Linked DNA regions of Homo sapiens: region 1 is linked to region 2. The links are chromatin loops, found by intact Hi-C in ENCODE. Cell type or tissue: Caco-2. All regions are shown on one strand.

The links. Peaks named below come from ENCODE experiments on the same cell type or tissue, not always from the same donor. Only the 100,000 strongest peaks of a DNase experiment are listed, where the experiment ranks them.
Region 1: a loop joins it to region 2, with 17 times the contacts of the local background. A loop is called at or near these places in 47 of 110 quality-filtered maps.

The regions. Positions count from the first base shown.
Region 1 is chr17:7,745,875-7,749,874 of GRCh38, reverse strand. All of the region lies in intron 12 of DNAH2 (dynein axonemal heavy chain 2), which reads right to left. Among named protein-coding and RNA genes, the nearest start is that of DNAH2, 30 kb to the right of the region's middle. In Caco-2, no CTCF peak of the experiment used is centred here; no DNase peak of the experiment used is centred here.
Region 2 is chr17:7,815,144-7,819,143 of GRCh38, reverse strand. DNAH2 (dynein axonemal heavy chain 2) reads right to left here. Exons shown (of 86, transcript NM_020877.5): 64 at 2,409-2,573; 65 at 1,729-1,854; 66 at 1,435-1,583; 67 at 1,288-1,354; 68 at 1,048-1,198; 69 at 684-832; 70 at 368-501; 71 at 81-225. Among named protein-coding and RNA genes, the nearest start is that of KDM6B, 17 kb to the left of the region's middle. In Caco-2, no CTCF peak of the experiment used is centred here; a DNase peak (open chromatin) is centred at 1,913.

The sequences.
Region 1 (4,000 bases), 69 kb after region 2:
TACAGCCACCCGCCACCATGCCCAGCTATTTTTTGTATTTTTAGTATAGACGGGGTTTCACCATGTTGGCCAGGCTGGTCTCGAACTCCTGACCTCGTGATCCACCCACCTCAGCCTCCTGAAGTGCTGGGATTAGAGGCATGAGCCACCACACCTGGCCTAATAATGAGGCAATTTTAAATTCCAAATTGAGCAAAACATTGTACAAGCAAAAGAACTATAACAATGTAAAATTACTCAACTCAGCAGTGAACAATCCTAATAGAGTCATAATAAGATAAGCCCTAAACATCAATGTAACAAAAAGTTGTGTTATAATGATATGGGGAGATTGGAAGTGTGTGAATAGATACAGAAACATTTCTAGTAGCATAAACGTATTATCATGTCCTTCAAACTGGATGTCTTGGATTTGTCACTGTTGATAAACATCTGAGCAAGCCTACTTGGGCATGTATGCTGGCCAACATTGCACCAAAACAAATTCTTCATTCTCTCATCTTGGCAAGATTTTCTTTTTTCTTTCTTTTTTTTTTTTTTTTTTTTTTTTTTTTTTTTTTTTTTTTGGGGGGGAGTTTAGCTCTTGTTGCCCAGGCTGGAGTGCAATGGCGCAATCTCGGCTCACCACAACCTCTGCCTCCCAGGTTCAAGCAATTCTCTTGCCTCGGCCTCCTGAGTAGCTGGGATTACAGACGCTTGCCACCATGCCCGGCTAATTTTGTATTTTTAGTAGAGACAGGGTATCTCCATGTTGGTCAGGCTGGTCTCGAACTCCTGACCTCAGGTGATCCACCCACCTCGGCCTCCCAAAGTGCTGGGATTACAGATGCGAGCCACCGCATCCGGCCAAGGCAAGATTTTCAAGATAACTTTAAGGCAAATTATCCAAGTTTAATATGTCAGTCAACAGGATGAATTCAGACAATACCTTCCTGATGCTGAGCTGAAAATCCTGGGAGAAACTTTGAATGATGTTCAGTCTTTAACTGAAGTTTGTCAAGAAATTTCCAGAATGCAAATTTTATTTCATTGACAAATATCAGTTTTTCTTTAAAAAAAAAAAAAAATCTGTGTGGCGAGGCTGGGCAAGGTAGCTTAGGCCTGTAATCCCAACGCTTTGGGAGGCTGAGGTGGGTGGATGGCTTGAACTCAGGAGTTCGAGACCAGCCTGGGCAACATGGTGAAAACCCATCTCTACCAAAAATAGAAAAAATTAGCTGGGCATGGTGGCAGGCACCTGTGTTCCCAGTACTCAGGAAGCTGAGGTGGGAGGGTTGCTTGAGCCCGGGAGGCGGAGGCTACAGTGAGCCAAGATTGCACCAGTGCACTCCAGCCTGGGTAACACAGTGAGACCTTGTCTCAAAAAAATAAATAAATAAAAATCTGTCTGGGGGATGACTTTTTAAAAATACTTCATAATTTATCTCCAAACAAGTGGTCAGGCAGTAGAGGTAGAAAGGAAAGCCAGAGGAATTGAGTGGTTAGAGCCCAGAGCGGGCTGACCCGGGGGGAAAAGGCACTCTGTGACCGGGGAAAAAAGAGAGAGAAGCTCTGGGAACAAAAAACAGACCTCAGTATCTCGTCTCCTCCTCTCAGGAAATTCTACTCTGCTCCACACAGGGTGATAATACAGCTCCTTCAGCCAGGGTGTGGATGACATCTGGAATATGTTTGTGTTAAGTGCAATCTGTGAAGCTGTTCTGTCCGTAAAACGTGATAAAAGCCAATTTGGACTTCAGAGTTCAAATATTTGGGATATAGGTGGGATACCAAAACCCCTTGTGGGATTAAATCAGTGCTATTAGGGACTGGAAGGCTCCAGGACTAAGAGAGCCAGGTAATTCCGAGGAACATCAGAACATTTGGACAGTCTGCTTATTTCAAGATCTTAACTGGAGCTTGAACACAAAGAGCAAATCTGATAAAGTTATCTTCACTTCCTTGAAGTGTTAATAAGTTTTGGAAGCTGTAACTGACTTGGATTTCTTTACTGGTGATGAGCCCAGACTTTCAAAATCCTTCACTGTGATCGTGTTCTTTCCCTTCCATTATTTACTGGATTGAGGCAGTTTTATCTTAAAACCACAAAAATGTAAAGTATCCTATAACATCTCTCTGGAAAACAATCCCCAAAGGACAGAAACAGGCACCTCTTCTATCTGGAAGACGTGTTTCGCCATTATTTGGATTTCAGATAAACCCAAGCCATAAATATTTGGCCCAAAGTTGCCTTGATAAGCTCTACTATCAAGATTATGCAGAAGGTATTCCAGACAAGAGATGATAATAGCAGACAGAGAAGTTGTCTCCTGGTTTATCCTAACTAGAGGGACACTGTGTTCAAATTTCAGTAAACACAGTGCTGCAGAGGGAAGGGAACAAAGTGCGGGAATCACAGTTGAAATCCACCAGCACGGAATAGTCAAGAACCTTACAGAAACTGTACAATTTATAAGTCCATCAATAGTAGACTGGTTCATTAAATTACAGTACAGCCATACTATGATTTCATACTGCAAGCCAGGAAAAAGAATTAAGTAATTCTATACATACAGAATGAAAGATCCCCCACACAGATTGTTAACCTTAAAAAAAAAGCAAGGTGTGACGGGGTGCAGTGGCTCCCAGCACTTTGGGAGGCCAAGGTGGGAGGATCACTTGAGGCCAGAAGTTCCAGACCAGTCTGGGCAACATAGCAAGACCCTGTCTCCACATTCAAAAAAAAAGGCAAGTTGCAAAAATGCCATTCATGATGTGATTCTATTTCATATATGCAGGATATATTTTTGATTACATGATAATCATGGTTACCTCTAGGGATTGGGGATATGTGCTGAATTTTCACTTTTTCCCTTACAAGCTTCTTTTTTTTTTTTTTTTTAATTTTGAGATAAAGTTTCACTCTTGTTGCCCAGGCTGGAGTGCAATGGCGCATTCTCGGCTCACTGCAACCTCCGCCTCCCGAGTTCAAGTGATTCTCCTGCCTCAGCCTCCCAAGTAGCTGGGATTACAGGCGCACGCCACCATGCCTGGCTAATTTTTGTATTTTTAGTAGAGACGGGGTTTCACCATGTTGGCCAGGCTGGTCTTGAACTCCTGACCTCAGGTGATCTGCCCACCTTGGCCTCCCAAAGTGCTAGGATTACAGGCATGAGCCACCATGCCAGCCATTTCTTTACATACTTCTGCATTAATCTTTTGTTTTTCTTAACAGTGAGCATGTAGTGTTTTTGTCATTTTAAAATACCCAGTAAAGATTTAAAAGATTAAAGGAAAACAACCAAATGAAATGGAGGGTGGGGAGGAAGTGATAAAAATATACCAAATCATTAAAAGTGGTTATTCTTAGGAGTATTTTTTTCTTCATTCTACTTTTCTGCATTTTGCAAATGTTCTAAAATGATCAATAATTTTATAATGGAAAAATTAATCATTTTGAAAGCACTTGGAATATATAGAACAATATGTATAGTACACTACTATTTATGCAAAAAAGGATACTTAAGTAGACATATATGTCTATTCCTGGAATATTATACAAGAATCTGAAACACTGACTGTCTTCAGAGTGAAACTGGGTCCCCTAGGGGACAGCAGAGGAGCAGGCTTTTCATTCTCTATCCTTTTGTAGAATGACTTTTGAATTTTACACTGTATGCCTATATTAGCCCTTTGTAAAGGTTAAAATGTTTTAAAAACTAAAACTGTTACATCACTCTGCTACATTTGTTTTGAAAATACTATCTTCATCAAGTTTTATGAGGCAATTGTTTTGAAGGGGGCAAGAATGCTTCTTGGTTGTTCATTCTTTGTGAGGACCTTTGCGTGAGTCATCAGCTGCCCGATAATGCCAGGAAAGGGTTTTTTAAGTAGATGAGGAAACTCAGGCTCAGAGAAATTCAATGGCCCGCCTGAGGTCACGTGGCAAAATGCTCCAGGGTTTGAACTTGAGACTGTTTAGCACTGAAGTTGATGCTGTATCTACTCTCGCTGGCTGACC
Region 2 (4,000 bases):
AGGAGGGGTCTCGAGCCGTCATGATGGAGTTGCATCTTGGATGGCTGGTGGGAGGCAGGACTGGAGGGCCGGGAGCTTACCTCCCGCGCCAAGTCAGTGTTGATCTCTGTGGTCTCACTGGTCTCCAGCTGCTCAGTCACCTCTGTGGCTGTGATCTTGGAGGTATGCAGCGTGTTCACCAGCTGCACATCATCCAGCAGGGAGCCGGTGGCCTCATTCAGCAGCCTAGGGGGAGGCCCAGAGGCACATGGAGCAAGGGGTTAGCGGGACCAGGCTCCCTGGGATGCTGTTGTGCCTGGGGTAGACTGGGTGGAGGCTGGCTGGGAGTAGACCCGTGGGGCAGTGGGAGGGGAAGGCAGGGCCTCACCGCAGGATCTCATCCTCCAGCTCCTTGAGCTTCCTTTTACCAGCCGCGATGTTGATGACCAGTGAGTCCTTCTGCTCCTCCAGCTCAGGCCGCTCCTTCCGCACCACAATGCCCAGCAGCTGGGCCTCCAGGCCCTGGGGGCATCAGGACTCACAGTGAGGGGCTGTCACTCCTTCGACCTTCACCTTCCTCATCTCTTTCCACCTTGAAAGACCCCTCATCCTCAGCTGCCCAACACAAGCTTATCCCTTTTCTCAATCCTTCCAAACTCTTCCTGCTTCACCCTAGCTCAGTCTGGACCTCAGCCTGTACCCACCTGTTCTTTAACAGCAAAGTTGACGATGGTGGTCTTGGCTGAGGTCTCTGGGCTGTAGTGGGGGTTGGAGAGCTTGGTGGTGATGTAGAAACGGAAATTGGTATTATATTCCACCTCCTTATCGCCAATGCGCATCAACAGCCGACCACCTGCATCCACGGAAGGGTCAGGGGCAAGGACTCCATGTGATGGGTACCAGCTAACCCATCCCCCACCGGCATCCAGGGGCAGCGACTCAGCCTGTCCTAAGGCCCCAGGCCAGGGCTGTCTGAATGGAGGGACAGGTAAGAAGAGGACACAGTCAGAGAGCCAGCCCTTCCCTCCCTAGCATCCCACTTGGCTGGTCTTGGGGACTTGTCCTGACCGATTCGGGCTACAGATTTGTTGAGCATGGGGTTCAGTGTGGGGTCCAGATATTCCTGCACGTTCTGAAGTAGCACCGGGTATCCAAAGTGAATGGCGTGTTCTAGGATTCGCAGGTAATCGCTCATCTGCAGGTCGATGATCTTCAGGCCCTAGAGAGCAAGGGGGAAGGTGAAGGAACACTACGGGAGAGGTGGGGCCTCAGGAAGGGGGGGGCTAACCTGACCCCCCAGCCTCACACCTGGCCTCCTTCCATGTTCTTAATCCATTTCAGGGCCTGGGCCTGAGGGTCGATCATCAGTGCCCACCTGGAAGGGGAGTACAGGTCAGAGGTGAGGCCCTCTCTCCCATGCTCCCGTACCGCCCCCACGCCCAGCAGCACCCTCACCTGTTGCCTCGGGTGACGATGATGCCATTCTCAGTGGAGAAGGCGTCTGAGGGCAACCCTTGGATGTTCCAGTCCCGGACTTTGGTAGGATTGCACAGGAAGTTATCGATGGCGAAAGAAGGGGAGCAAGGAACCTGAAGCTCCCAGATCTGGGGAGAGAAAAGCCCCATGCTTTAACTTGAAGAGCTGAGCCCAGCAGCCCCCGCGCCTTCACGGTATCTCTTAATATTCCCAAAGGTCCTGCCCCCAGCCCTGGTCTCGGAGCCTACTTGTCATGCCTGAGTCCCATCTCACCTTCCCGATCCAGATTTGGTTGACAATCTCATCCCGGTAGTTGGTCAGGAAGGGTCCCATGTAGGACAGGAAGGCAGCTGCCAGGAGACAGTCCCCCACCAGGTAGCCCAGGTCCTCCTCCAGGCCCTGGCGGACAGGAGGGAGGGTAAGCCTGCCTGGGCCCCAGCACTCTGGGAGACACTTGGAATGCTTTTGAAGGCACCCTCTTCTGGACACTGTCAGGTTCAAAGAGGATCTTTCCCTCCCCTAAACCTGTGTGTCCTGACAACTCTAGCCTGGTTCTAATTACTTTTGAGTTCTCTATCTCTAATGGCAATGTTTACATTCTGGTGATAAGGCCTAACCTTTCTGTGAAGCCAGGAGCTCACTGAGGGGCAGAAGCAAGATGTGCTGTGTCTGTTTTCTGTCTGGTTGTTGGGCTACATCAAGAGTCCTTGTGTGTGCTTCCCAGCCCTGCCCAAACACTGAAGCAGATCCCTAATAATGCAAAAAGCCTTTCCTTCCATTGCTCTCACCAAAGGTGTGCAGGGGGAGGGGAAGAGCTCCCACGCCTCAGTTCTTAGAGTTCCCTATACCCAGGTGTCCCCGTTTTCCCTGACTGCTCCTCAAGCTAAAAGGGATGGGTCTCTCGGAAGTGGCGAGCAGAGTGAAAGGACACCAGGTAGTACAGCTGATCTCACCTGGACTGTCTCCTCCCATCTGGCCTTCTCGCCAGCCAACCCCGACACGAGCATCCCAGCTCGCTCCAGCTTCAGCTCCATCTCTTCAGACTTCTTGCGAAGCTCCTCCTTCTGTGCCAGCTTCTCATCATACTGTTTCTTTAGCATCTCCAGTTTCTCAGCTACCTGGGAGAGATTCGAGTATAGCGCATCAAACACAGGGCTCGCAGCCAGATTGTTCTTGTTCACATCATGACTCTGCCATTTTGTAGCTGCCATTTTGTAGCTTTGTTAAATTAATCTCTTTGAGCCTAGTTTCCTCATGTTGTAAAAGAATACCTACCCTATAGGGTTATCGTGAAGAGTAAATGAGATAAAATACGTGAGATGAGGTGAATTTTCTTCCCCTTCCTTCCACCACCCTTTCCTAGAGCCCAGAAACTACTTGGTAGTTTCAGGGTAGCTGGGTAGGGGACGGAGACCTCTTGAAGCATAATAAGCCACACAAGATGGTGGCAAGTGAAGGCCAGACAGCACATAAATGACTGCCACTCCATGCCAGAGGCCATACCTAAGGTGGAACCTTGAAAGAGGAAGAAAAAGAAAGAAATGAACCCAAGAGCTGTTAGAGGGAGAGTCCATTCGAGACAAAGAGCTGGCTGGGCGTGGTGGCTCATGCCTGTAATCCCAATACTTTGGCAAGCCAAGGCAGAAGGATCACTTGAGGCCAGGAGCTTGAGACCAGCCTGGCGACATGGTGAGACCCCGCCTCTATTCAAAAAGTAGAAAATAAGAATAAAAATAAAAAGACAAAGGACCAAGTGCAAGGTCCCACACTAGAGATGGAGGCCTGGGCAGAGCTGTGTATACTAGAGAAACCCCTCTCAAGTCATTGCCACCTGTGGACTCTGTGGAGGTTGGAATGAATATATATATATTCACTGAAATCTGAAGGAGAGAACTGATAGAGCCTTGTCCCAAGATCCTGTATATGTGTGTGTGATCCTGTATATGTGTGTGTGATCCCGTATACGTGTGTGTGATCCCGTATACATGTGTGTGATCCCATATATGTGTGTGTGATCCCGTATATGTGTGTGATCCCGTATACGTGTGTGTGATCCCGTATATGTGTGTGTGATCCTGTATGTGTATGTGATCCTGTATATGTGTGTGTGATCCTGTATATGTGTGTATGATCCTGTATATGTGTGTGATCCTGTATATGTGTGTGTGATCCTGTATATGTGTGTGTGATCCTGTATGTATATCTGACCACCCAACAGCAGTTGTGCCTGGTTACAGACTGTATCACCGTCCTTTTCATCATGAGGAATATGGGGTGGGGGATTACACATAGCATTTACACGATACATGTTCCCTTTCCCGCTGCCACCTCACTGGGAAAGGCAGCCCACATCGTGGAAATAGTTCCACTACTAGAAAGTAGAAGTAGCTCTGCCTTAACTGAGTAATTCTGGTAAGTTTCATCCTTTCGGAGCCTCGCCAAGGTGGCTGCAGGTAAGGGTGATGTGGGCTATGGCACGGTGCAAGGCACACAGCAAGCAAGCACTACCTGACCCAAGCACTTGGAAATGGGAGAGATCACTCTC